7 separate regions of the Mus musculus genome follow, and all the other regions are linked to region 1. Evidence: chromatin loops called from intact Hi-C (ENCODE). Cell type or tissue: heart. All regions are shown on one strand. Region 1 has its middle 8.5 kb from the start of Gm40038. Region 2 holds the start of Sclt1 (sodium channel and clathrin linker 1). Region 3 overlaps Jade1 (jade family PHD finger 1). Region 4 has its middle 15 kb from the start of Gm42437. Region 5 overlaps Jade1 (jade family PHD finger 1). Region 6 overlaps 1700052H01Rik (a long non-coding RNA gene). Region 7 overlaps Sclt1 (sodium channel and clathrin linker 1).

Evidence for each region. Hi-C counts contacts between places; a loop is a spot of excess contacts. Peaks named below come from ENCODE experiments on the same cell type or tissue, not always from the same donor. Only the 100,000 strongest peaks of a DNase experiment are listed, where the experiment ranks them.
Region 2: a loop joins it to region 1, with 2.3 times the contacts of the local background. A loop is called at or near these places in 4 of 42 quality-filtered maps.
Region 3: a loop joins it to region 1, with 4 times the contacts of the local background. A loop is called at or near these places in 15 of 42 quality-filtered maps.
Region 4: it touches region 1 in a loop (3-fold over the local background); 5 of 42 quality-filtered maps call a loop at or near these places.
Region 5: a loop joins it to region 1, with 2.9 times the contacts of the local background. A loop is called at or near these places in 15 of 42 quality-filtered maps.
Region 6: it touches region 1 in a loop (2.4-fold over the local background); 3 of 42 quality-filtered maps call a loop at or near these places.
Region 7: it touches region 1 in a loop (4-fold over the local background); 3 of 42 quality-filtered maps call a loop at or near these places.

Annotation. Positions count from the first base shown.
Region 1 is chr3:41,179,966-41,183,965 of GRCm38, forward strand. No RefSeq gene overlaps it. Among named protein-coding and RNA genes, the nearest start is that of Gm40038, 8.5 kb to the left of the region's middle. In heart, no CTCF peak of the experiment used is centred here; DNase peaks (open chromatin) are centred at 1,136 and 2,496; H3K27ac peaks cover 1,890 bases.
Region 2 is chr3:41,741,416-41,745,415 of GRCm38, forward strand. Sclt1 (sodium channel and clathrin linker 1) reads right to left here and starts at 1,099. Exons shown (of 21, transcript NM_001081411.1): 1 at 580-1,099. The coding sequence starts at 613. D3Ertd751e (DNA segment, Chr 3, ERATO Doi 751, expressed) reads left to right here and starts at 1,203. Exons shown (of 6, transcript NM_001099785.1): 1 at 1,203-1,274. In heart, CTCF peaks have their summits at 1,271 and 2,257; a DNase peak (open chromatin) is centred at 1,156; H3K4me3 peaks cover 2,135 bases; H3K27ac peaks cover 1,939 bases.
Region 3 is chr3:41,597,447-41,601,446 of GRCm38, forward strand. Jade1 (jade family PHD finger 1) reads left to right here. Exons shown (of 11, transcript NM_001130184.1): 7 at 2,576-2,743; 8 at 3,921-4,000. Among named protein-coding and RNA genes, the nearest start is that of Jade1, 44 kb to the left of the region's middle. In heart, CTCF peaks have their summits at 2,492 (motif pointing left) and 3,585 (motif pointing right); DNase peaks (open chromatin) are centred at 2,015, 2,575 and 2,965; H3K27ac peaks cover 1,266 bases.
Region 4 is chr3:41,039,938-41,043,937 of GRCm38, forward strand. It overlaps a transcript of Larp1b not described here. Among named protein-coding and RNA genes, the nearest start is that of Gm42437, 15 kb to the left of the region's middle. In heart, a CTCF peak has its summit at 2,401 (motif pointing right); no DNase peak of the experiment used is centred here; H3K27ac peaks cover 32 bases.
Region 5 is chr3:41,589,164-41,593,163 of GRCm38, forward strand. It overlaps Jade1 (jade family PHD finger 1), which reads left to right. Exons shown (of 11, transcript NM_001130184.1): 4 at 2,520-2,677. Among named protein-coding and RNA genes, the nearest start is that of Jade1, 35 kb to the left of the region's middle. In heart, a CTCF peak has its summit at 2,096; a DNase peak (open chromatin) is centred at 2,018; H3K27ac peaks cover 355 bases.
Region 6 is chr3:41,366,838-41,370,837 of GRCm38, forward strand. It overlaps 1700052H01Rik (a long non-coding RNA gene), which reads left to right. Exons shown (of 3, transcript XR_867184.1): 2 at 780-909; 3 at 2,071-2,802. Among named protein-coding and RNA genes, the nearest start is that of 1700052H01Rik, 13 kb to the left of the region's middle. In heart, no CTCF peak of the experiment used is centred here; DNase peaks (open chromatin) are centred at 204 and 1,764; H3K27ac peaks cover 761 bases.
Region 7 is chr3:41,672,764-41,676,763 of GRCm38, forward strand. It overlaps Sclt1 (sodium channel and clathrin linker 1), which reads right to left. Exons shown (of 21, transcript NM_001081411.1): 12 at 2,565-2,742. Among named protein-coding and RNA genes, the nearest start is that of Sclt1, 68 kb to the right of the region's middle. In heart, a CTCF peak has its summit at 2,241 (motif pointing left); no DNase peak of the experiment used is centred here.

The DNA.
Region 1 (4,000 bases):
GAGCCTGAGGCCTGGACACACAGCAGGGTGATTAGTAACTATTGCTCCAGAAAAGGTCAAAATGCTTAGTGGATGTAAAAAGCCTCCTTTAAAATTTAATGCACTTCCTAATAGACCAGATGAAGGACTAAATAAGACATAATAAAAACAGAAATTAAAAACGCTCCATCCTCTGCACCCACGAATTCACAGCATAGGACCTATAGAAGACGAGGTTAGTCTATCCTCTAGCCAGAAGTGAGGAGGGGCCACATGAGCCCCCACCCAACCCCTAGTTGAGGAACTACTGTAGTTGATAGCATCTCGAGGAGAGAGAGTCGGTTTTCTCCAAGAGTGTGGCTCCTGATGGATCCCCCATGCTCCACTGGATGGCTGGATGGTCCCATATCCGTGATTATCAGGCTGCACATTTTTTGTTTTTTAGTTGCTTTGTTTGTTTTTTTGAGATAGGGTTCCTTTGTGTAGCCTTGGCTCCCCTGGAACTCTGTAGACCAGGCTGGCCTCAGACTCACAGACATCTGCCTCTGCTTCCCTCTTGCTGGGATTAGAAGTGTGCACCACTACTGCCCTGACAGGACAGCACAGATTTTAAAAAAGAGGTCATGAGGTTGGGAGAGGGTTGGGGGTGAATCTAGAAGGAGCTAAGGGGAACACTAAGGAGTTTACATTGAATGAATGCATGGGATTCTTAAAGATGTAATAATAAAATATGTTTAAACATTGGCCCATGATATGCAGAAGCAAACGATACAGAGTTGCTCAGGGTTACCATTTAATGACTTCAGGTTTAGGGAAGAGAGGAGTCCTAGGAAGCTCACAGTGACAGACCTCTGATAGCAAGCTCACACATATACTACCCTATCCTCCTCTACTCAGATAAACGTCTTAAAATTGGCATTTTAACAGAGAAACTGGTGCTCATGGAGGCACGACTATTAACTGACAAGCATAGAATTTCAACCCTTCAGTGGCTGACTCCACGGCTAGCACTGTTATTTGTAGCCGCCTTCTCTCTGGTAGACTTTGCCAGGATGGTGCCTGGAGTCAGGCAGGCTTATCGCCGCCAGAGAGCCTCAAAGGCACAGTCCAAAATTAGGAATGATGAGGACCGAGTTGTCTGTCATCTGGAGGTGACTGCAGCCATTTCCCTGGCCACTGTCAGCCCCTGGCAAGTACCTCCCAGACACAGGTGCTGGGTTGACACCCTGGGCTCAGCCAGATCTCATGGACAGAGCGACTCTTGGCTCTCCTCAGGTGGAATCCAGTGAGGGACCAGGCTGCCCAGTGATGAGTGATTCAGCCAACCATCTCTTCGCTTGTGTGTTGCTGCTGTCTTCCAGCTCAGATGTATTACATCGTTGGCAGATGTACTTCATAGTCTCTGTTATTTCTTCATTCAGGAAGGAATGTCACAAGCTTCAGTTAGAGGCAGAATCAAGATGTCTCAAAATGCAAGCTTCCTTTGGACACTGCTGGCTGGTTTGTTTACGTTTTCATACAGTAAGCAGCTGCTGCAAACAGCTCTTGATGCTTTTCCTTGTGCTTTTTTCTACCCGCTCTCCCGAAGCCCCCCATCATACCCTCAGACGTCCTCTCTTTCTGCTTCCTCTCGATACATCCTGCATCCCTGACAGCCTCCGACAACTGCTGCTGAGTGATTGTGTCAGCCCCATAACACAGGTGCCTGTGCTGAGTGGATTCTTTCATGGCTTCTTGGGTCAGGATGTGCAGGAAATGCTGAATATACCACAAGGAGGAGATTTGCCTGGGCTCCTTGTGTCCATGCTTCCAGCCAACATTCCCGGATTCCCGTGGATCACGCTCCAACCCAGGCCCGAATACAAATCGTGCTGCCATGTTCTTCAAGAGGTGTCAGCATTCATGAAAACTGAATATGAGTGAGTTACTCTTATTTTTATAATTTCATTTAAATAATATAGTTTATTATCATAAATTTACATGTTATTCTATTGCAAATTAAGCCATACCAGGCTTAGCTCCAAGCACAAAGTTTACCCCTTATGAATATTATTTTCACAGAGACTCTTAGGAAGGACATAGATTATATTTAAATATTTTAAGAACTCGTTTATTTTCAGAGACTTAGGGAGTGTGATTATTTGTCCTGCTCCCAAGATCCTACAAAAAATAAAAAAGCGGGGCACAGCTGGGCGGGTTGGGATAGCACCGCTAGTTTGCTTCTCAGCCATATGTGTGCTGAGTGCTTCTCTGCTGTGTCTTCCCCGTGCTAGAGTTTCAGGGACTTAGAGCGAAGCCTGGCTTCAGAACCGGTCACGTGATAGCACAGATGAGAACGGTGACAGCTGTTCAGATACATGACCCCCAAACCAAAAGACACAAGGAAGAGTGGGACTGACCTGCCACTTCAAGCAAAGCAAAATCCTCTCCGCTCCTGGCTACTCTGAGACTTTGGCCACCAACCTGGAGCCATGGTCCACTAACTGTAGTAGAACTGGGGCTCTTGCAGTTGCCACTACTCAGAGGGCCACCAGAGGGCGCTTTCCTCCTTTCAGGTTCTGCCTTACTGAACACCGCTCCTTTTGATGGATAGCACTGAGTTTCTCAGGAGCTGGGGAATTCAGCTGATGCAGCTGTGGTAGACAGCTTGGGCACGAGAAAACGTCAGTAATTTTATGTGTGTTTCTGTGTATAGTTCTTCACTTCTGTCTCCTCTGGTGAACTGTGCACTTAAGAACCAGGTCTTGTCTGTGTTTATCTCTCTCATCTGTGGCTAGCCCGGAGTCTGATGTTTAAGAGGTTTTAATAAATACTACAGAGTGTGAAGAGCTGATCTTGATACAGGTTTTAGGTTTCTGCCTCTCTGAGCCATCTGAGGTCAGCTTGACCTGGGATCCTTATTCAGTAGGTCTGGGATGGGGGTGCAAACACATCTTTGGAAAGCTCTGTGCTCCTAGCTAGCTCTTCCTGCCCCACATGTGGGCTCCTTGGCTTACTGCCCTGGCTATGGGCTGCTGAGTATGAGAAATGAATCCCTGATCCTTGGGTTTGCCCCCGAGCCCCTTCAGCATGACCCCGTCTGCCCTCCCACAGGCCTTTCTGTTCCTCTTCCCATGAGCACCTTTCCCTGCCAGAGATGACATCACCTGCCAGCTGTGGGAGACCAGCCGGGAAGACCCGGGGCTCTTGGTACCACCCACAGGGGCAGCTGCTTCTGCAAGCTGGAACTCACCAGCTCTCGTTCTGCTTCAACCAACACTTAGACTGCATGGATGCTAGAACAGAGGGCATCCCAAAGCTAAGGGGGGCGGGGGTCTCTTCTCTTATAATGAAGGCTTATACTTTTGCTTCCTCAGAGTTCCGTTTTCCAAGGTTTTGAATGGGAAATGTGTGTACACGAGAAGGTTGAGGAGAGGAACTATGGATGGGGGAGATTCCTCATGTTATGTGGGTTGGCACTGCGTGAGGAATGCAGAGAGTTTCAGTCTTTTGGGTCAGGTGGTGCTGCATAAATCCCAGTGTGAGCTTCATGGGTGTGGATGGGCAAGTCAGCTAACACTCCGAACCTCAAGCACCTCACTGGTCAAACTGGACAGTAGTGTCCCTGTTTAGCTTACATGCAGACTTGGCTTTAGATGCAAAACTGTCAATGTCAGTCACTCTAAGTCACAGCACGCGAGGCTTGCTCTTGGAACTGTTACAGGATGCTTCGTTCATTGTCCCTGTGTCCTCTTCTCATTTGGCCATCGTAAAGGAAAACAGTCATTTTTTTTTTTTGTTCCTGCACTTTCATCTCGTGGACCTGGTGATTGATGCAAGTGACTGTTTTCTCTTCTTCAAAGCAGCTGCTAGAAAGCCCAGAGCCAAACGTGTGGTCCGATCCGTCAGCATCAACTGTGCTCACCATTATAAGACGGTTTTGGCCACATGTGTGGCTCTGTTCACGATTCCCATGTCAGAAGCCGGCTCTCACTTTTCCGTGATGTTACTATGTATTATCACTACTCTACAGATCTTAATC
Region 2 (4,000 bases), 560 kb after region 1:
CCATGTTAGTAGATGCTATTTCAATGTTTGCTCAATAATTCCATCAACTACTTGGAATCTGATGCAAACGAGTCGGCAGTTGCTGCTGCTTCAGTGTATTTTTGGTATTTATGTATCTCCTTCTGCCAGCTACATGCTTGGAGAACAAGAATCTCCTTACATCAGCTACATGTATAGCACCTGGCACGTAATGAAACATAGGTCAACATCTTTTAAACTAACGACCTGAGCAATGCCTGGAGGTCCTAACCTGCAGGCTTGGAAACTCTTCCTGGCCATCAGCCCTCCAGTTTCTTCGAGCACAACAGACGCATTGCATTACAAATCTATTTCGTGCCTGGCCGACTCCAGTGCACGCTCAAGGAATATTCTACAAGTATTTACTAGCGTCTCAGCTTCGTTAAGTACATACATAGCCTCATGTACATCACCAAGCATTTTGTGCAGAGCACTTCTTTTTAAGTTTTTAACATTTTTCACGCTGGGACCCGACCAGCATTCACAACACATTAGTAGGTCAACGATAGCGACACTGCACCTTACAGATGAATTTTCCATCAGGGAACAGAGCGCGCTTACTTTGGTCTCTCAGTAAGTCGATTTCTGTGGCCATTTCGATATTTTAGTTTGGAGTTTTCATCACGTTTATCGATTCCTCGCAGGGGGGAAAGAAGGTATTTCTCAAACAAGCAAGCAATCGAACAACAACAAAAAAGCAGCCTCCCGCTGTGAGGGCAAACAAAAAGCTAAGGGGTCGCAGGGGCAGCCGAGCCCTGGCGCGGAGACATCAGCATCCCACTCACGCGGCGGCGCAGCCCGGCCCGCCGCTCCGCGGAACCCAGGCGACGCGCCTCAGACTCCGTTCCGCGCTCGGCCGGACCCGGCCGGACGAGAAGGGCCGCGGAGCCGCGCGCGGCCGGAGGGCGCCGAGTTCCCGTCAGACCGCGCGGGAGGATGACCCTGCGACGCGCCTGGCTGGGCGGCAGCGTCCCCGCCGGCTGAGGGGCGACGCCAGGGCCGCGGGAAAGCAGGAGCGGCCGCGGAGTCCACTCGGCCCGCCCTGCGACTTTGAAAGCGGTGCCCCAGACCGTTCCTTGGAGACGGTGACGCCGCGTCCGTCATCACGCGTGCGTCGGTAGGCGTCATTGCGCCGTCTCAGGCGCAGGCAGGTGATTGGCTATCTGTCAGGCGGTGGGCGGGTCCCTGAGGCCGCGTTGGGGGCTGAGTGGGTTGCTTGGCGCCTTCCGCAGTGGCGCAGCGAGTGTCTGTCTGAGGTAGTGTGGCGCATTTTTAATTTAATTAATTTTTTTTTTTTTGTATGGAAACTGTGATAGGAGCAGGCACTAACTAGGTAGGGATTTTCATTGCCCACCCCCGAGTCTTGGTTTTGCAGACACTAAGCGTCTGTGGGAGTCTGTGCAGAGAGGTCTGTGAGTCCTCGGGCTGAGGTGACTCAAGGTCCCCTCACCCCGCCCCCCAGTTTAGAGCTGTCGCTCCTAGGTCTGAAACTGGTTCTTGTGCCTAGAAAAGAGAACTATTGTCCAATATTTAACCCTGTGGCTTCAAGAAGGCACCTGGTCAGGATCCAGGATAGCCTGCAAATCTAGCAGGTATTTCAGAGATGTTTCTTCGGATTTAAGGAAAGATAAAATTCTGCAAAAATAAAATGAAATTTGTACTGGGGCATAAACTACCGTTCACAGTTTTACGAAGTGATATTATGAGTATTTGAGCTGTAAAGCTTGAAACATAAAACATACACAAAATATTGGGGGCAAAAGACATTAGCGATAAAAAAATGCTCACTTGAAGTTTATCATTGGCTTTTGAGGCTTTTAATTGATTATATTTTTATGCATTGAAATACAGTTTCTTTAAATATGCTCAGGGCCTGAGATAGCTTGGTTATGAAGTGCTTGCCTGGAATTCCCCAGCACCCACATAAAAAGCCAAGCAAATCCCCTTTAATTTAAAGATTAAATGGCCTTTAATAGTAGTGCTTGAGAGGAGCAGACAGGATGAGGGAAAAGGGTGCTCTCTATCCAGCAGCCTAGACAAATTTGAAAGTGACTCCAGAGTCAGTAAGTCATTGTCGCAAAAAGTAAAATCAGGCATGTTAATAAGATTTTTTTTTCCTGTTTGATAATATCTGGTGAAAATAAAGGTAGGTTAAAAAAGGTGAACAGCCTTTGAGAATGACATCCCACTGATACTCTGCCTCAAGCTCAGTCCATACACAGCTATAGACGTACTCCCCCACGTGGACACACACAAAAACAAAACAAAAGGCATGTATGCCCTGGATGAAGTTTGGCTTTTTGTTTAACCGTTGAAGACGTTTAGTAATCTTGTACTCATAAAACAGTATCAACAGTGTTACCCTCATTCCTCTAAAAAGAGTCGCTGCTAAATATGTATGTGTTGGCACTAGCCATGCAAAGGGTTAGTTTAGCTTTGAATCAGTGAAAATTCAACCCGGTCTGGTTTTTAGTGGCCATAAACGTAACAAAAAAAAAAAAAACACACTGATTGTGCAAGCTCCATTTCTTTTTTAGGTTCACTATAGGGTACTTTCTGAGGAACATTTTTTATTGACTCAAAAAGATTTTCCTACATTTGGTAGGAATATATTAGGGTGAAGAAAGCCAAGTGTGACTTCTGTATTAAAATTATCAATGGTTTTGTCTAAACTGAGTAGTGAAATAGAACTTTGATATTTGCACTTGAAGTGCTTGTTTTTATATGATCATGGTCAAAATAAGCACAAGCCAGTTGAAGTTTCATGCATTGAAAACTAATGGCAGGTTTCACTGGTAATTTTAATAAATTGACACTAAACATCTAGTATTGACATTAAACATGCTAGGCTTCTGTCTAGCAAACCTTCAGAACATATGAAATAGGAATCTAAGTAAGCGAATTGGAAAGCTAGCTCATCACAGCAAGAATTTGAGCCCAGAAAATATGGCTTCAGTATCACAACCGTTGACCACCATGTGATATAAATTATGCTGAATGTTTTAATGTTTATAGCTAGCTTCTAATTGCAATAAATGAATGGCTACTTTACATGTTTTATTATAATCTCCAGTGATTTACTGTTCATTTTTCAAATGGTTTTATAATGTGTTGTAATGTGTTGCTGAGTTAGCCTTCCCCCTTAAAACAATTAAAAAGACATAAGCACCCAGAATTCAAATGGTGTGATTAAAAACCTTCAGATGTTCCTTTGTGTGTCCTCTCAACATTTTCACTGAAAAATCAGGTTTGTCTGTTTCAGAATTCCTAGTTCCTCCCTCTAGAACGCAGGAGCAACTGGGCAGAGCCTAAGAGGGAGCTCACTGCTCAGACCTGGGCCAGAGACCACAGCTAGCACCAAACTTAGAAGAGCTTCCAGGTCTGTGTCCTATCGGTTCCTATTGGTATGTCCTTTGAGCATCTCTTCAAAGTCTGTCTTTACTTGGACTGAAACCATTTGATAGTCCCATTGCCTCCAGCTGGCAGGTTCCCTGACTTTACTTTCTTCTCCCTCCTTTTCTTTTAGAAATGTGTGCTGCAGTGTCAGATGCGAACTAAAAAGCAGTATGGACTGTAATAAAAAATTAAAGATTTTGTTTTTTGTTTTTGTTTTTTTTTGTAAATGAAGGAACTTGGAAATTTTCCTTAAAAATCATTTTATTGAAACAAATATTCCTTAACATTTCTTTTAAACTTTTTTTTTTTGTCTCCCAAGCAAACGTGTCTCTCTTTTGATTTCCTTACGTAGAAATTAAAACAATTGAAGTTTTAACTCTTTTTAAAGTATAAGTCGAAGAAGATAAGCTAAAAGTGAAAACTACAGCTTAACAACCTTGTTTTAAGAAAGCTGCTAGTAAAACTGTAGTAGGCTAGTGATCAACTTGGAAGTATTAATTCTGACTGATGGTTCATCAGAGTGATGAAGGTTTATGAGGTCTAACATTAAGCGGTTGGACTTTGAAATATTTTCACCTTATTCATT
Region 3 (4,000 bases), 420 kb after region 1:
ACCCCTTTGACTTTTCGTCTTAGATTTTGGTTAGTTCTGTGTATGAATATTGTGCATGTGTATGTCTGTGCACCACCTAGAACGACTGGTGCCCAGAGGTCAGAAGAGCACGTCAGGGGTCTCCGCTGGAATTGGAGCTCTGCGATGGCTGTAAGACACTGCCTGTGCTGGGAACTCTGAGTAGTCAGTGCTCTTAACTGCTGAGCCGTCTCTGACTCCCTTTTCGTGAGCATTATTTCAAGGTGGCAGTAGACCCACCTTGGTGGGGGCTTGCTGTTGTCTTTTAGTGAAGGTAATTTAGAAAGCTTAAGCATAGATACAGGGGCCTTTTACCCCTCATGTAACTTAACAGATTTATTATTACTTTGTGGTGGTGTGTGTGTCTGTCTATCTGTCTGTCTGTGTGAATGCTGGAGGAAGTGAAAGTTGGATCCCCTCAGCTGGGCATATAGGTTGTGAGATATCTGATATAGGTGCTGTGAGCCACACTGGGGTCCTTGAAGGGCAGCAAGTGCCTTTAACCACACAGCTGTCTGTCTGTCGAGTTCTGTATTTGACTTTGAATGTGGTGGTCAAGTGATGTGGATTTGCGTGGGGACATGTGTACCAGGCAGTTTTGTGATTTAGAAAACTGTCCTGACGTACTTTTCTGTGAGGCCATCAGTGACTCTCGGAGAAAGTGGAAAGTTGCTTGTGTGACCTGAGCTCTGTGTTTTATTATTGTTCTTTAAAATAGCCCTGGCTGCCTGTATCTCAGTGTATAGGCCAGGATAGCCTCCAACTGAGATAATCCTCCTGCCTCTGCCGCTGAGTGCTGAGATCACACATACTCACTGCCACACTCAGAGATCTGGGTTACCCCTTTCTCTATAATTCACCTCTAGGGCTTTAGAAAACTCCATGGCTTCACCAGCGGTGGCCCCGTCTCAGCTCATCTTCACAGGGAACCCTGAGACGGACCTGTTTTGTATCTGGGCTTTGTGGTCCAGAGGGCGTCTTGCCCTGGAGTCCCTGTGGAGGTGTGTGTGATGGGAGGCCACACGACTGCCACTGTTGCTGCTGCCTCTCATTGACCTAGTGACCCTGAAGTCTTCTGACATTTGCTGTTACGAGATTTCTGCTTGAAATCCAGTTGTGCTCTGTGCTTCAGAAGTCTGTAAGCTGCCATCAGGGCTGTGTGCCAACACCTTAGCATGTGGGTGGCAGAGTTGGCCCTGATGACTTCCGCTTCTTCTGCTCTCGACACTTCACGCTCACTTTATTTTACTTTCCGTGAGATTCTTCATGGCTTGTCTTTAAGGCATACTTGATTAGTGTAGATGTGCCTTTCCAGTAAACGAGATCCTCGCTTCAAAGGGAGCTCTAGAACGCCATGGCGTTTGAAGCCCTCCTACTACTGTTGAGATCTGTAAGAACACTGCTTTGCTGGTAGACTTGTTGACCACTGCTCATTCGTGGCCGCGCGGAGCTCTCAGGACTGCGGTGTTACTGTTTCTTTGCTGAGCTCCGCTCTCATCCTTGTGTTTTCCTTCTTGTGTCCTGGGCGTTCGGATTTCATGGTGGCTGTGCTGTTTCTGCCTGGAGAAATAGAGCCAGGTTCCTGTGACTTCCGACTTGCAGTTCATTTAAGGATAACGTTGTGAACTGTCTGGGTTTTAAAGGGCTGTCTGAGCACACTCCCGGTACTACCATGGGTTTGTTTATTTACTCCCCTTATTGAAACATTTGCTTTTTCTTTCTTTAAACCAGCATAATGATTTCAGTTGTAAAAGCCTTAATTTCTGCAGTTTGGGTTGTCTTGTGTAATTTTGCCAACTTGTGCAAAACAGGCTTTGTTTTTAAACATCAGCGAAAGAAACCAAACTCTCATTTTGAAATGTCTCGCTCTTCTGCGGCTGTCTGTTCGCATGAACTCTGTTGGACTCCAGTAGGAGGAGTGTGTCCAGCTTGAGCAGCGAATGGTTGCCCAGCCACTATCACCTTGGCTTTGGTGCTTTGTTTTGCCTTCGTTCCGTGTCACGCCCATCATGAAAGCAGAGAGAGGTCTGTTGTACCCTCTTGAAGCCTGCAGCCAGGTTGGAGCATTGGCTGCTCAGTGGTTGGAACTGTCTTATGGCTGGGTCTCTTCCGCACCACAGCAACACTCGTTATTTTAGGATCCCTCTTGTCAAGTTCTTGGGACTTCCTGTGCTGAAGACACATGTGGCGTGTCTTTGGAGCTCAGGCACATGGGTGCTTGGAGGTGGGCTGGCATATTTCCTCGAGGGTCAGGATCACAGTTAGGTGGATATGGGCATGTCTACTTTGGTGTGGCTCTGTGAAAATCCTTCTAGATTGTTTTTCAGTTCACAAATAGGGGCTGGGCGATGCCTCGTAAGACTTGCTGACCGCCCTTCAAGAGAACAAAGGCTTGATTCCTAGATCCCACATTGGCTGCTTACAGCAGGCCATTACTCCAGTTCTAGGGGATCCAGCACCCTCTTTTGGCCTCTGTGGGCATTACACAGTGTGTGGCACAGTGATATATAGAGGCAAGACACCCATACACATAAATAACAAAGTTGTGGCCTTACAGGCTTGCTATGGGATCCTCAAGGTGCCAGAGGGCAGTTGGCTATGTCGTACATGTGCCCTGGGAGTTCAGCCAAAATGTTTGCTGTGTCCCAAGAAAGGCGGAGCTATGAAGCCGACCCGCAGCGGAACCAAGTGGGTCCACGTCAGCTGTGCCCTGTGGATCCCTGAGGTAAGCCTGCTTTCTGATAGCATCTTAATTGAGACAGTCCTGGTTTCCTGCTGGGGTTGGGTAGGTGGGAGTGAGTGACTCACAGGCAGCAGTAGAGCTGCTGGGTCCCCTCTGTCCCCAAGCTGATCCTGAGCAGAGCGGGTCTGTGGAGGGGCTTCCTGGAGGCAGCAGTGGCCTGGTGTCCACAAATAGCCCCACTTTTCCATTTCTGGAAACCCTCACGTAGATGACAGCACTCACAGGCCAGGCCTGGCACCTTCACGGCTCTGTCCTGAGGGTAGCCATGCTACTGTCCCTGCCAGTTTGTGTTTGCCAAACTCCGAGTGCAGTACCACAGTGCCCTAGGTCACACTTCTGTGAGCTTTATTTAAATTCTTCCTCGGCTTCCACCTTGTTAATTTCAGGTCTGCTCTAATTTATTTCCAGTCCCAGACCTTAACTAATTTAATTTGCATGGCTTGTGATGAGAATATCATTTGTCATTTAAATTCCAGTATTTTTGGTGTGTGATTTGCTGCATTTTTTTTCCCTCCAGAGGAAAATTGCCTGGGTATGATTTACATGGGAGTTTCACTGGATCTTTTGGTTTAATATTAACCAGTTTGCAGTTCATTATTCCATATTTATCTTGCTAGATTTTTACTTTTAATATAGTTATGTGTTCTGATGTAATACTATTAAATATAGTTTATCTCTTTGCTCATTCTATTATTTAAATATGTTTACAATGGGTTTTTAGTCCTTAAAAATTCTTGTCAATCTAAAGTCTTTTTTTAAAAAAGATTTTATTTATTTGATATATATGATGTACTGTAGCTGTCTTGAGACACACCAGTAGAGGGCATCAGATCCCATTACAGATGGTTGTGAGCCATCATGTGGTTACTGGGAATTGAACTCAGGACCTCTGGAAGAACAGCCAGTGCTCTTAACCTCTGAGCCATCTCTCCAGCCCCTAGCCTTGTTACGATAAGATAGATGTTTTTGCTATCAGATACTTGAAAGAAGTGAAAACTTGTAGAGAGGTCTATAAAGACTGGCAAGCTGGTATCAATGGGGGCTGATCTCTGGGCTCTGCTGCTGCTAGTCCAGAGCTGGGCCCTGGGGCTAGCCCTCAGGTCTGTGTTACGACTCTGATTATCCGTGTCATGCCCATCTGGCTATTTTGGATCTTTAGGTAAGCATTGGCAGCCCTGAGAAGATGGAGCCCATCACAAAAGTGTCTCACATTCCCAGCAGCCGGTGGGCGCTTGTGTG
Region 4 (4,000 bases), 140 kb before region 1:
GAAAACTGCGTTTTACTGGAATAGTTGTGTAAATAAATGAATTTGTTTTGAATGTGCTTGCTGTTTACATGTGCATGTGGGTGTTTCAGTCACACACTGGTCACCTAGTGTTTCCATTTCGTTTCTCTTTGTCTTGTCCTATACTCATAATTGTTTTCAAGTGATGTAATAAATTGATTTTTAATTCTTAGTGCTATTGTAACTGATGTAAATAAATAATAGTTTTAGTTTTGTGGAATTTAAAAAATAAATTATTTTGAATCATCTGAATCAACTTTTAAACTTTATTCATGCTCTATTCACAATGCTGTCGTGTTTGAATTCTACTAGGCTCAGTTGTCATTATGTTTCATTAATGAAGTTCCAGTGACGAAGTTCGTAGGTTCATTTGTACTGAGCACAGCATGATTCAGAAGTACTTTATCGCACGAGCAGAAATACCCAGTCTCAATGACGGCATTGATTATCGTCTTTTTTGAGGAGACTGGAGAGGTTATCTTGTTCTTATAAGTTACATATTAAAATATTTCCTGAGGATGTAACTCAGTGGAAGAGCACTTACCAGGCATTTATCAGGCCCTGAGTTCAATCCTCACCACTGGGGGAAAAATAAACCTAAAGTACATAGATACAGTGATGTCGCTGAAGCAAAAGCTTGCATAGCACTGTGAGGCCCGGACTGCATCCCTAACAGAAAAGGGAAAGTGGGAGAACGGGAGAGAAGCAGGAAAGGAAGGAAAACATAAGGAAAAAGACAGAGATAGCCAATCTTTTGAGAAAGGGTTGTTGATTCATAAACAATTTTTCATTAGGTTGTCATGCATACTAATAACACAGTTTATAATGTCTACTAATGTGACAGTTTTGAAGTTTTAACTTTAGAAAGCAACTTTAAGTATCCCCCCCCAAAAAAAAAGGGGGGGAAGGGTGCCAAACAAGCTGCGGTCTTGTAGACGTAAGTGGGGGTTTTCTAAGCCAGTAATTTTGTTCAGGTAATGATGTATTATTATCTATGGAGGTGCAGTCAGTTTATAATACATAGTTTATTTTGCATATACATGTACTTTGAGAAATTCAGAAAAGCTCGAAAAAGAAAATAACCTTTTTTTTTTAAAGAAAGAAACAAAATTGGTATTATGCTACACATACGGAATTTTAAAGTGCTGGTTTTTACTCAGAGCTGTTGCCTTGTAATGACTGTTACATTTTTATATGGTAACCTTCATTAGTTACACAGTGTCCCATCTCCAGAGGTTTACATTCAAAGTGTCAGCTGGATATCGGGGCTCAGTGGTATGTGCTTCCTTCCATCCTTGTGAGCAGCAGTTACAAGTTTTCCTCTCCATTAAAATGGGGGGGGGGGTTTGGATTGTTTTCATCTTCTTGTCCTGTAATCATTTTTTACACTTTTGGGACACATGCCACAGTGAACACGTGGAGGTCAAAGGACAACTCGCAGAAGGCACTTGTCCTCACAGTGTGGGTCGGGGGGATTGAACTCAGGTCATCGGGGTTGGCTGGCAGGGCCTTTACTTTGTGAACTGTCTTGCTGGCCTATTGCCATCTTGCTCAGGTTACTGAGTGAGAACTTGCTCTGTCTGTTGATTGTATTCTTTGTAGATTGCTTGGTCGTGTCTCTTCTTGTCCTTAGGGGGAATGTTTATATTCATTGATTAATTTATTTGGCATTTACCTCACCAACAATATTGACCCCGTGCTGTCTGATCTTATGTTTAAGTACATTTTTAAGCCATTTATTTATTTTTATTTTCTGCTCTTTGGTGTTTTGCCTGCAAGTATGTCTGAAGATGGCAGATCCCTGAAACTGGAGTTACAGATGGTTGTGAGGTGCCATGTGGTTGCTGGGAATTGAACCCAGGTTCTCTGGAAGAGCAGCCAGTGTTCTTAACTGCTGAGCCATCTCTCCAGCCCCAAGTACATTTTTTTGATAAAAGTTAAAAATTATGCCCCCCTTAATTCTAAATGTAAAACTTTAGCAGTAAAGAAATTGGCGTTTGATGAAAAGAAAATACTATAAACTGACTATGAATCTTAAGTGATCAGATCCACAATTTAAGTCCCTGGAGATCCTGCCCTTCCTTTCCTGGGACAGGCGTGGGGTCCAGCAGGTTGTGTAGCTGAAGACGGCCTTGCCTCCTGATCTTTGCCTCCTGATCTTCCTCTACTGATATGATCACTGTGGACCACCGTGTCTGGTGTAGCTTTGATTTTGATTTTTCTGAACTTGTTTTGAGAGCTGACACCTCGGCATTTCTGGCATTTTCTTAGCCTCTTGCTGTCATGCTGTGATGTTACCACTTTTTGTGTGTGCTCCATCTTTTCCTGCAACTAATTCCTTAGGCCCTAGAAACTCAGTTATTCTATTCTTTCATGGGAGACAGATCCAGTAGAATAATAGCCAATTGTATAACCACTAGATGGCAGAATAGGACATGTCAGAGCTATGGACTTGTGACATAGGAGTGTGTGTCTGTGTGTGTGTGTGTGTGTGTGTGTGTGTGTGTGTGTGTGTGTTTGGTGTGTGTGTGTTGAACTCTTACTCCATCTTGTGGTGATATAAAATTATATCAATGGCTTGAATTACTAATATTCATACATATATCCCTGTTATTAGTAAATTAGACTGAGCTATTTCATTGGATGATAGAGAAAACATTAAATTTTTGTTTACATGCCTGGCCAACACAGATTATATAGTTAAATCATTGGAAAAGAGGTCCTGCCCGGGACATGAGGAACCTAATAGTAAAGCATTCTCTTATGACATGTATCGCATTATCGCACAGCTAGGCAGCTAGGCAGGTGAAGGCTACTAGGGCTACAATCCTGAAGCAGGAAATCAAGGCCAAGTGCTCATTGGTAAGACTGTATTTTGTCCAATTAGTGGCTTCTGATGCAGACATGTCTAGGACTTAGATAAGTCCTCTGGGACATAATGGTTAGAAAAGAATAGACTCTCCACCCCCCCCCCCCCCAAAAAAAAAGATAAACCAAAAATGACCATTTTTATAACAGACTATTCAGAAATAATATTTTTTCTGGCATTAAGGTATGAAGAATTTGTTTCAGGCTTAATTAAGAACCATGCTGGCCTGCGGATGACTGGTTGGGAGTGGAAGCTACGCGAACAGATAAACAGTTTGAGTCCTTCAGACCCCACATCAGGCATTTCACGGCTGCTTGGATCTCCAGCTCTGGCTTCTGTGGTTACCTGCACACATGTGCACAGTAATAAGAATAAAATACTTTTTAAAAAGAATCATCTGTAGCCTTTTACTGTTTGCCAGTTTGGCTTTTAATTTTTTTTTTAAATATGGTATCAAGGATTGATCCAGAGCCTCTCTCTCTAGGCAAATGAATCCTCTACTCTTCCCTACATCAGCAGCCCTGCTTCCAATAACTTCTTTTCTCTTGGCCAATGAAGAAAGAGTTGGCTGATAGAATGCTTTCTAACAACACATATTGCTGCAGTAAGTTCTAAGCCAGAACGTGCCATTGCGTTTTGATTTTTCCAGGTGATTCTGAGGCTATGGACAATCTGTTTTTCAAAATGGTTGTTTTGTTTGTTTGAGACAGGGCCTCATTGTATAGAATAAGCTGGACTTGAATCTAACCAGTGCAGCCTCTGCATAGCCACAGCACCCACCCCCAAACACTCATGCACGCGCACACACACACACACACACACACACCCATAGTGTTTTAAAAGGTATTTGATTTTTATTAAAACGTAGATATCTCAGACCTGTAATGGTTAATGTCTAAATTGGTTTACAGTTGCCTGTCCCTAAGTATAATCTAAGGTATGGACTTTGAGAACACTCCACAAAAATTAGCAGACTACTGCAGTTTGAAGGTAAGACGCTAGCAGCTGCCATTGTGAAACTGCTCATCTGTGGAGTTCAGGCGCCTCGTGCTAAGTGACTGTCCTTCATCTACAAAGTCCTGCATATCTCGGGGTGTTGCCAGAACCCAAGCA
Region 5 (4,000 bases), 410 kb after region 1:
TGTGTGCCTTGTTGCAGGAAGAAGTGAGCTAATTAATACATATAGGCTCGAACACGCAAAGCATGTTACACGTATATCATGCGCAGTGAATGTTAGCTATTATTATTAATTGTATTCTTTTTTTCCTTTCCTGTTCCGTCTTCGCTGGCTCCCAACAAGTTTTCCTCTGGCCAGGACATGAGCGGGTTCAGCTGCTGCCAAGTCACTGCCAGCCTCAAGTTAGTTTTAGCCATGGATCTGTGGCTTATTTGGCAACAAGCCAATGTGACTCTGGGAGTTTCGTTATGCTTAAGGCTTTCCCCGTCTTTCCCAATTTGTTTTCACATTTTATGTTTCCCTGATGCCCTACGTTTCGTTGTTCATTTCCCTGCTAAAATCATTTTTAGAGGCATCTGTCTCCCGCCAGCCTCGGTTGCTTAGGGGCCCCGTTGTCCTGAGACCTGCTTTCTCTGCGGCCATTCCGAGGCGCCGGGCATTGAGACCCAGGTGTCTCAGCCTGTCGGGTTCTCAGGGAAAGCTGTGGGAAAGTTGTTCTGGCATTGCACTGTTTGTGGGATGAGCTCAGTTGGCTTGTGGTGTGGTGGTCACACAGCGACAGGTGTTTCTCAGAGTCCCTTCCCATGCTGCCCCCATATAGCTGGAGAGTGCCTTGTCTAGGAGCGGAGGAGTTTCCTGGAGATGGAGTAACATCCCCTGCCAGAAAGCACTTAAGAGACCTGTTCCAGCAAACACTCACGGACGGCTGCTGTGGCCAGTGCTGCTGGCCTGGTGTCTGTTTTGACCTACAGTGCGCACTTTATTTTTTTGTGACATCGGAACGTCTCTGCACCTGTATTTTACTCTGCTGTTAAGTCCTGAGTCAGCTCTTAACTGCTACTACACCTTTCTGGTGTCCATACTATACTGCTGTTACTTCAGCCTGGGAGTGGGATTGGAGCCCTCTGAGCAGCAGGCACCACACCCTGTCCTTGCCTGGTCTGTGTCAAATCTTCTGAGTGCAAAGTGCTTTGTACGTAAAGCACTCGGGTAGCCGTCACCCCTGCCCTTGGTGTCTACTTGGCACTGAGCTTTGGGCCAGAGCCTCTCCCAGGTCTGTAGGAATGGAGCTGCCTTTTCTCATCTCCTTCCTCAGTCTGCCTTCCTTTCTTTGGCAAATTTGCGTGTTTTCTTGTACAGCTTAGCTGGGCTCTCTTTTACCTGATTTGCTTGGTGTGGACTCACAACTTTGACCTCAAAGCCCTTTTCCTTGGGGTTGGGTTGCTGTAGGCTTATGATCAGGGGCTTTTGTCTCATGGTGAGATCTTTGCAGAAGGGACACAGTCAGTCTGTTGCTTAATGGGACTGTAGATGTTAAGAGTGGCATCCTGGCACAAGACCAGTATTGACAATGACAGCGAGAGAAGCGGCCTTTTAATTCAGACCCTACCCCGTACTTTCATAAGATGAAGTTTATTAAAGAGAACACCAGTCTGAAAAGCCAACAGGTGTATACTGTGACCCGTGCTTAGCAGCACAAGAAAGCGCTTCCTGTCCCGAGTGAGGGAGTGCATTGCATCTCTGTGGCTCTGTACACTGAGCAGAGCATCTGGATCCAGGCGCATGCTGCTCGTGATACATGGCAGGGCTTCCTGGTACACACATCCTCACATGGCAGTGGGCTGAGGACAAGGCCGGAGAGGGAAGCAGCTGTGTGGCCCTGGCTGCCAGACAGGGTGCTGTACGGTCAGTCAGCCTCGTCGATTCGGATGGCAAGGGCCCATGAGTCAGGGGTGCTGCCTCCCCACAGTTTGCTTATCTTTGCTGTCTGTGATGAGTTAGGGTGCTTTCTTAGAAGGTGGGCACAAGCTGAGTCTTGATGGCAGTGAAAACAGGGTTGGTTCTGTCTTTCCACAGAAACTTGCTTCCAGGGCTGACGGCATCCTGTGACGTGGGACAACAGGGCTCTAGTGTTCCACTCCTAGATGTTTGCAGGCCTGCATTTCTGCCTGCTGTCAGCCAAAGTGGACCTTGCTCTCACCACCCGCCTGCCCCATGTGCTAGCACTTCAGGAGATTGGCCGCTTCTTTAGCAGTTAGTTTAGAAGATAGTGACCTCTACCGGGTGGTTCTAGATTCTGCCTTGAGGTTAATTGGCTAATGAAGTTTTGTTTTAAAACATGGGCTCGAAAGAGAGCTCTCCGTAGTGGCTTGTCATTCCCTGAAGGATTTCCAAGAGCCTGTGTTCAGCAGCCCTTGGTGAATTGAGAGGTCTTGGAGAGGGGAGCGGTTGTGTTTTGTGCAACAGTTATGTTGAGTCGATACAATCACTGCACCCTCTGCTTGTGTCGGCTGAAGGAGCTGGAGCCCACTTCAGTCCTGGGCGAGGGGAAGGAGTGTCGGGTGGAGTGAAGGGTTTCTGTAACAGGGCACTCTTACTCTGTTGATACCGTGACCTTGTTATGGGCAGCTCCATGGTGCCCTTGCAGCTGCCAGTGCTCTGAAATGAATGCCTGTGCCACTGTCCCTTTCTCGTCTCCCCAGGTGTTTAGGACCGACCTGATCACTGCCATGAAGTTGCATGACTCCTACCAGCTGAACCCGGATGACTACTACGTGCTGGCTGATCCCTGGAGACAGGAGTGGGAGAAAGGGGTCCAGGTGCCTGTGAGCCCAGGGACCATCCCACAGCCTGTGGCCAGGTAGGCACCCTGGATAGACGCGTGCTTCTCTGCTCTCCTCCCTGCAGGCATAGAAGCTGAGAGTTAGCGCTGTAGTAACATGAGGCCTCACAAGAGGCAGAAATGTAGAAACTGTTCAGGCGCTGAGGGCGGTGAGTCAGAGGGCAGTGGCCTCTGAATTTAGCACATTATCGCAGGGGGTGAGCCCTCTTACTGGAGAAGAGAAGGTCCAAGATGTTTTTGGGAATGACCGACTAGGCGAAGTCTGATGTTACTGTCTGTTTCTCTCTGCATTCTATGTCACTTCACTGAGTGGCTTAGTGGGAGCCGTGGTGGCCTTGGTGCTTCGGGCAGTGGCTGATTGTATTTTAGGAGCTGACAGTGTCCGATGAGGAATTTGAGCTGTGGACAGGCTCTTTGCAGACGCTGGTGTTTCCTCTTGATCTCCTGCCGTGTCGCTCACCTCTCCCAACATGTCCTCGATCTTCCTTTGGGACAGGCTGTGTCGAGTTGGTACCTTTTTTCCCCACTTTTGCATATGAGGATGGAGTGCCCGATAGCTCTGCCAGCATCTGGCTGGCTCCTTGCTGTGTGAAATAGCCTCTCTTACCATGGATGAGTATGGACTAAATTCACTTCTTGGCCCTTAACTCCTTAGACACTTGATTGGTTTGATTACCATCATTTTGGGATCTCTGTTCAAATTATATGATAGTATACTATGGCTAGACAGGCATAGGTGACCACCAGGAGTCACCTGCTTCTTCAGATGAGGGTCATGGCCTGTGAAGCGGGTCTCAGGGCGCACAGGATGGGGATGGTCCCTTTTGGCCAGCACCGGCAGGCTGTCAGTCTAGGAAGCCGTGCCAAGGCAGGATGAAATGACTTCATAATAGATAGACTGGAGCGTTTCACTTGATACCTGTTCTTGCTCAAGCAGGAGAAATACATCCAGTTTGTCTGCCCATCTCTGTCACACAGATAAGTTCTTCCTGTCAGTTCCAGGGTGAATAACGTATAAACTCTGGGCATCCTGTTGGTGTGAATGTATGTGGTCAAAACCAGACGTGGCAGGACTGTGACCACAGAGCCTCTGCTGGGCTCCTGGCCCGAGCTGATTTGCTCCTTTTGTGCTGTCCCTAGTCTGGCTAGGGTGAGGTGGAATTCTCCCGTGCTCACAGCTTGTAAGGGGGTGGTGGTAGAGGAATTGTCTGGGGCCATATGTTCATGGACCATGGGCTCTGGCGCTTAGAATAAAGGAATGGCAACAGCCCAAAGTTCTCCCTCAGTCTTTTTGGAAGGTGAGAATTCAGAGGTGTCCCTTGTGGTCCTCAGCGTGTGCTG
Region 6 (4,000 bases), 190 kb after region 1:
CTGCAGGCTAGCTAAGCTCTCTACCAACTGAACCATAGCCTCCTCTCTTCTCACTTCCTCTTCCTTCAACAACATGCCTTCTGTCTTTCCCTTAGGGATGTCTGGGACAGAGGAGAGGGTGAAGGTTCAGGCCTGGGGAGGAGCCACGCTTTAAGAGTCCTTCAGGCTGTGATCTTTCCACTTCCCTGTTGGTGTCATAGTGTTAAGAGGAAGGTGTTGACGGGATGACTAGGCCAGCAGAGCTCCTGAGGAAAACACACAGCCTTATCAGAGGGTTTCCTGCTGCCATTGGCTGGAAGTCTTGCCTTTGGTTGACCTTGCTTTGATTTAGGCTGAGGGCTCTCAACCTGCATGTGCACCCACAATCCCTATTGTTAGTACACAGTCCCATGGAATGTGAGAAATAAATCTGTGTATTTCGTGAATCATCCTGTTTCTGGTATTGTGCTATATAACAACAAATGGAGACAAGAACCACTACCCAACAGACAGTTATCCAGTCAATGTCAAGAAGAAAGCAAAGCAAAACGTGTGTGAACATGCAGTGCTCTATTTCTGGTCTCCAGGCTGGCCAGGTGAGCACATCTGAGGAAGGCTACGTGTCTTGTTCAAGTGCAAGGGCAAAGTGGAGTCCCTTTGTCAATAGTGTCCAGTCTTCCGGTCCTTCTTTGGCCCTTGTAGTGAGTTTCACCTCCAGACTCTTGACAGCCACGTCCTGTCCCCACTGCTAAGGAAGAGTCCTGTGACCTTTCCTTCTTGCCTCTGCTTTACAACCACAGGTCAGAGAACAAGACATTGGCCACTTACTCCTTGTGATGGTACTGAACAAGCAGAGAAGGCAGAATCCCCCCCACTATGGATTTCTCACTCCTGTGAACAAATGTCCACCCCCTTCCCAACTGCAAGAGGGTGAGTAGAAAAATAGAAAAATAGAAAAATAGGAGAGCATCAGATGATGTTGGATATCGTGAGAGTGTTACTTTATGAAACTTAGTTCCAGTTAAATGCACACATTATCTGTTTAATGTAGAGAGTCTGTGTTCCCAATGCCTGTGGGAGCTTCCACTTCTCAGCCCCTTTAGAGCTGGCAATGTGACTGACACCTGATTGCTGGAATCTGATTAATGGGACACATGTACATTCCAATATTGTACCTAAACCCTTCCACACAGGCTATTCTAGTGTGTGTGTGTGTGTGTGTGTGTGTGTGTGTATGTGAGTGCATGCACATGTAACTATATATATGATTCTGTGTGTGTGAAAGAAAAAGGAGAGAGAGAGAGAGACATTTGGGTATTTATATGTGGTTTACATTAATGATATATATTTACTATAGATTTTGGTATAAAAAAATAGAGAGTGGCTGCTCTAGACACTGTACCTCAAACATAGCCATGAATCAGCTGCAGCTAACCCACTCCAGATAGCCATTGCACACATAGACTACAGATCCTATCAAGATCTACTGCATTGGGAATCTGACGTGGGTGCTTAACGAACAGCACATTGCTGGGTGAGGACTAAAGTTGAAAACCACTTTAGGCCTGGCATCTATGAAAGGGTTTTCCTGGCAGCCTTGGGGCTGTTTAAACCATCAAGCTTCATACCTATTTTCTTTGGTCACTGTCCAAAGAGTGAGCCTTCCTAGTCCCAACTCAGTCCGTGCATTGTACAATCTTATCACAATAACACTCTGTGCAGATCCACCTAGTCCTTCTGAAGCCTCCACAGCGCCCCACCCCGAACAGCCTGTTGCATAATTAACTAAGTCCAAGTTCCCCCACTTTTCACATCGTTTCCACAGTCAAAAGAGAGCCACTCAGTAGATGTTCTCTTTGTGTTTGGAAAGTGGGTCAAGTCCCCTCCAATGTCTTCAGTGCTGTCCTGAGTCATAGGTTTCCCACCCTTTGGGACAAGCTTTATCAATTAGAATGCTTTTGGCAGTAAGTCACATAGTGTCCAACTGCCAGGACCTAACAAAGGGACATTTATTATTATAGTACATGGTAAATTGAAGGGCCGTGTGATAATTGACTAGTTCAACAGGTCTTTTTGCTCTGTTTCATCCAGGATGTCGGATTTAATCCTCAGGCTTGTTCCATCTTGGTTTCAAGACAGCTGTAGCAACTCCAGCCATTGCATCTTTCCCAGCTGGGTCAGATTTGATCATTTATAGATTCTGAAACAATTAGCACAGACTTGGTACTTAGAACAACAGGGACTTATTCTCCAAGAGGCTGAAGTCAGCGTCACTGAGGTGAAATAAAGGTGTTGATGGGGTTCTACACCCACTGAAGGTTCTGCAGAAAGGCTGGGTCCTTGTCTCCCAATGTTTGATGGTTCCAGCATCCTGGATCTGTAGCTGCATCTTTCTAATCACCATCTGTCTTTCCACTGAGGGTCTATGATCTTGTTTAGACCATGAGTTCTCCTCTTCGTTAGAGACACTAACTTGAGCTTGCTTTAGTGCCTACCTGGGCTCTGTAAGAGACTGTCCCAACTCAAGTCCTCAAATTTAATCATATCTGCACAGATCTCTTCCCAACCCCTAGGGCTGTTATTTACCCGAGTAAGATGCCATATACTAGTATGTGCACATCTTCTCATCTATAAGTGGGGCGGTGGGCTGTGAGAGGAATCCTGGTAAGGTGGAGCTAAGGCTTGAAGTCCGGGGGACCCTGAAGGGACGGTAGGAGCTTTGCCTGCTCCCAGAACCAGGCCCCTGTCAGGTAGCCACAGCTCCCTACAGCCCCCTATAGAGAGGTTTGTGGCCATCAGTCACATAGGGGCAGCACTCCAAGCCCTCCCACATGTAGATGAGGTATCCCCAACCTCTCAGACCAAGCCAATAGGAAGCACCTACTGTCATTCTCTGACCCAGCCCAAAACTGTATATAAGGATCCTATCCAGAAGAAATAAAGGTGTTCGAGAATTACTTTGTCATCTGAGAGCTTCTGCCATAAAAGCTGCAACACCACCACCAGGGAAGAGACCTGCTCTCCTGAAAGAGCCACCAGAAGCTCCCACCACCACCACCACCACCACCACCCCACTACCCAGCACCCACCCCCCACCATCACCCTCCTCTCGTTATCCCTCCACCTCCCCTACCCCCCACATCCCTCATTGGCTAGTCAGTCTCCCACTGGCTCATCCCCCAGCTGACTCTGCCCAGAGCAACAGGTGCAGCATCTAGGAGCAACAGAAGCAGGGCTCGGTGGAGGTGATTTCCCCCTCCCTGCTCGCATTCTCTCCCCTTCACCTGAACCCTCGCACCTGGCCCAGCCAGATATCTCCTTGGAAAGCCTCCAGTACACAGGACCACGTCTATAATGTTCTTCTATTCTTCCTGCTTGTTTATTTCTTTGAGACAGAATCTCAAGCAACCAAGGATGACCTTGAATTTCAATCCTTTTGCCCCACCCCAACCCTTAGATACTGGAATTGCATTTCGTACCATGTCCAGCTTGCTTCATGCACACCAAGCACAGCTCCCATCATTTATAAATTCTTATCAAGGAGAAAAATCTTTTTTTTTTTTTTTTTTGGTTTTTCGAGACAGGGTTTCTCTGTATAGCCCTGGCTGTCCTGGAACTCACTTTGTAGACCAGGCTGGCCTCGAACTCAGAAATCCGCCTGCCTCTGCCTCCTGAGTGCTGGGATTAAAGGCGTGCGCCACCACGCCTGGCTGAGAAAAATCTTTACTGGATGCCTTCATCATGTTGACCCCAGAGTGATTAGCGGCACGGGGCTCATGAGCATAGAATATGGCCTCTTAGGAGAGGAAGGCTGGACCTGCAAGAAAACTGGCCGGAGGGTAAAAGCAAACTGTAGTGGCATTGAGACAGTGTCGCTCTGCCCCACCATGGTATTTTCTCAACTTTTCTCCACAGCCACAGAGGACTGCAGCAGCTGTATTAGATCCTCTGTGTGACCTAGCTAATCGGCAACCATTGAGCTCTTTGACCTTGTCATTACCCAGTGACCTCACAAACTTCC
Region 7 (4,000 bases), 490 kb after region 1:
GCTCTGTATTAATTGTTGTCCACTGCAAAAAGAAGCTTCTCTGACAAAAGAACAGAGCTGAAGTAGGACATGAGGTTGGTAAGGGATATTTGGGAGAGTTGGAGGAGGGGAATAAGAATGGATATGATTAAAATATTATGTGTATAGAATTAAAAAAAAAGATTGTGAGTCTGAACAGCTATTATGACTTAATAACTTTGAAGTACATGAGATAATGAGGAATAGGGCTATAGACTGCTTGTTATCAGACTATGTGAATCCTTAAAAGGCTTATAGGTTAAGAGTATTTGATGCTCTTGAAGAAGGCCAAGGGTTGGTTTCCAGCATCCACATTGTACCTAACAACTATCTGTAAGTCCAGTTCTAGAGGATCTTATGCCCTTCTTCTGGACTCTGTGCATTGTACACCCATATTGCACAGAAATACATGTAGGCAAAATACCCATATACATAAATCAAAAACGGTAAAGTGTTAAAAAAGAGGAAGAGAATCCTTGGTTTTGAACAAACAACTATAAGATGGAAATCCTCTAACAATTAAGAAATGAGTCAAGAGGGAAATTAGTATAATAGCCATAGGCTGCTTCTGAAGGATTTGCTGCCTTAGGACTGAAGAGAGAGACAGGCAGTGGTACTTTTCTTCAGCATACGCCACATAACATGTGATAAGTGTTTATACAACTATGCAGCTGAGGGGAAAGACAAATAACTTTGTCCTGGTTTTAAATTTTCTGCTAACTTGTGTTGTTTTGAACAATTTACAAGCATAATATGTATACTGTGGGTATAATACAGTTTACTTTTGGTGGTACTAACGTTAAATCCAAGGACTCACATGTGCTAGGCAAATATTCTGCTACTGAGCTATATCTTAAGACCTAGTGTATACATTTCAACTGTTCCAAGAGTAGAGAGACAGAATTCAAGGCACAGATGGGAACATTAGGGGAAAGGCATAAACTCTTCAGGCATTCCAGTTTGGATTTGAAGAGATAACTCCTTTCTTCCTTTCTTTTTCTTTTTTTGAATCAGGGTCTTACTATATAGAGTCCACTGGTCTTAACTTCACTATCCTCCTGGTACACATCTGGAATTGCAGGCATTTGGCACCTCACCAAGAGTTTTACTAGGTTAGTAAAATCTAATTTACACGTTTTACCTTTTAAGTATCTCTTTTGAAAAATCTAAATAACATGTGGTATTTTCTTTATACCCATGCATTTCCTACTGGAGTATTCTGCACATATTTTATAGTATATAAATTCTGGTATATGCATTATTGCTATAGTGAATTCTACAAAAAAGGGTTGTAACATTAAAAAATTATCTACTCTCTGTCTTTTATAGATTATACCCATTCAAATGGAAACAGCTCAAGACAGCATGGTCTAAGATAGTATAGAAATCACAATGGTTAAAGGGTTGAAAAAAAAGGCATGAGTTGAAGAATCCATCTAATCTTTTGTACCTTTAACTCTGCCAATTAAGCTTCTGCTTGATGAGGAGACTGTGCAGGTAAAAACTAAATAAGCATGACTAGGACTCACCTAATTGAGTACACTCTAGCAAACTACTATGATGGAACAGAGGATGCAGAATAGTGACTCAAGGTATGGGGACATAACAAGTCTGATACTAGGGGCCGTAGCTCTGCCAGCACCTGACTAAGATAGATACAGAAACTCACAGCCAACCATTGGCTCACCTGAGGACCCCAATGGAGGAGTTAGAGACAAGACTGAAGGAGCTAAAGGGGGTGGCAACCCTATAGGAAGAACAACAGTATCAACTAACCAGATCTCCCAGAGCTCCCAGGGACTAAACCACCAACCAAAGAGTATGGAGGGACCCGTGGCTCCAGCTGCATATGGAGCAGAGGATGGCCTTGTCTGGCATCAATGGGAGGGGAGGCCCTTGGTCCTATGAAGACTTCATGCCCCAGTGTAGGGGAATGCCAGGGTGGTGAGGTAAGTGCTTGGGGGAGCACCCTCATAGAAGCAGGGAGGAGGGATGATGGGATGGGGAGCTTGTGGGGGTGGTGGTGGTGGGGATTGGGAAAGGAAACAACCTTTGAAATGTAAATAAATAAAATGACAGCCCCACACAAAAGGGCTGGAGAGATGGCTCAGAGATTAAGATAGTTAAGAGGTCAAGAGGTTAAGAGGTCTTCAGTTCAATTCTCAGCAACCACATGGTAGCTTATGACCATCTGTAAGGAGATCTGGTGCCCTCTTCTGGCATGCAGGCATATATGCACACAGAATACTATACATAATAAACATATTTTTAAAAAACAAAACAAAACTCCCCCCAAACAAAACAAACAACCAAACAAACAACCAAACAAAGTCTAATACTTACATACTATTTTTGATAATGACTGACATGCTAGCATATTTTATGATATTACTTTTACCATTTAAAATACAGCATAATTATCTGGTAAAGGGAAGTGTCATTTGTTTCCTACATTTATTCAGTAGCTGCTGATCCTTTCATTGTTAGGGCCTGTGGGGCCTGTGGGGATCTTACTATTTTATAAACATGCTTCCATGTTTTCTTACCTGATTTTGTTTAATGTTAGCTTCTTCTAAGAGCTGCATGCTATCTCTGGCTCTTGAAATAGCCTCATATTTCTCATTTTCTGATTCACTACATTTTGCTTGTAGTTCTTTGATTTGCTTTTCCAAATTTGATTTCCCTGTTTTTAGTACATCGGCTTCTTCAATTGCTACACACAATCTAGAAATTAATAACCACAATATGAAAGTTAAATATTTTTAAAGGGAAGAAAGGACATATGAAGTTTACTAAACATCACTATATGATGGTAGTATGCTTGTTATTTTTACATGTATTTCTCATTTAAACCTTGCTATAGTTCTATAAAAGTAGATTTTACAATGGGTATTCTGAACAAAATCATACCATGGTCAGCTTTTGACTAAGATAATAAAAAGAGCAGCAGAACTGAGACAAGATATTTTGATTCTAATTGTGTGATGATCTCTTTGGGTTTTGGTGTCTTTAATTTTGTGAAAATTTCATAGATGTATACAATGTATCCTGGCCATATGGATCCCTCATTGCCTTTCTCCAGCTCTCTTTCCTCCCTCCCTCAATAGGTTTTCCATCTAATGCCTAATTTCATCTGCCCACCCCCCAACTAAATACAATTAGTGCTTCCTATATGGAAATATGTGTAGGATCATTTCCTGGGATGTGGCAAACCTTCCAATGGCCTCCCCTAAAAGAAAAGTCAATCTCTCTTCGCGGATACCAAATGTCACACCTCCATTTCCCTTCAGAAAAGGGCAGGCCTCCCAGGAGGATCAACCAAATGTGGTATATTGAGCTGCAGTAAGATTAGGCACTTCCCTTTATATAAAGGCAGGACAAGGCAATCCATTAGGAGGACAAGGGTTCCAAAAGCAGACAAAAGTGTCAGAAACAGCTTCTGCTCCCTCTTAGGAATCCAACAAAAACAACAAGCCGCATAACTGTAACATATATACTGAGAGCCTAGGTAAGGCCAATGCAGGCTTTTGATTGTCGTTTTAGTCTCTGTGAACCCTTGCAAGTTCAGGTTTGTTGATTCTGTGGTTTTTCATGTGATATCCTTGACCCCTCTGGTTCTCAAAATCCTTTCCTCCCTTCTTCAGCAGGATTCCCAGAGCTCCACCTAAGGATTGGCTATAGGTCTCTGCATCTGTTTCTATCAGTTGCTGGTTGAAGCCTCACTGATGACTATTATGCTAGGCTACTGTCTATATTGTCTTTGTTTGTTTGTTTGTTTTTTCTGGTCATGTTTGGTACTATCATAGCTCTCTGGGCCATCTGGCCTCTGGTTTCTGGTCTTCCCCACACTGTTAGGGTCTCTCTTGGCATGGTCTCCCATGCTAGATTTTTTTTAACTGGCTTGATCTCCTGTATGTCTTGTAAAGGCAACCACAGTGGCTATGAGTTCTTGTAGCAGCTGTGTCATATCCAGAAGTCTATC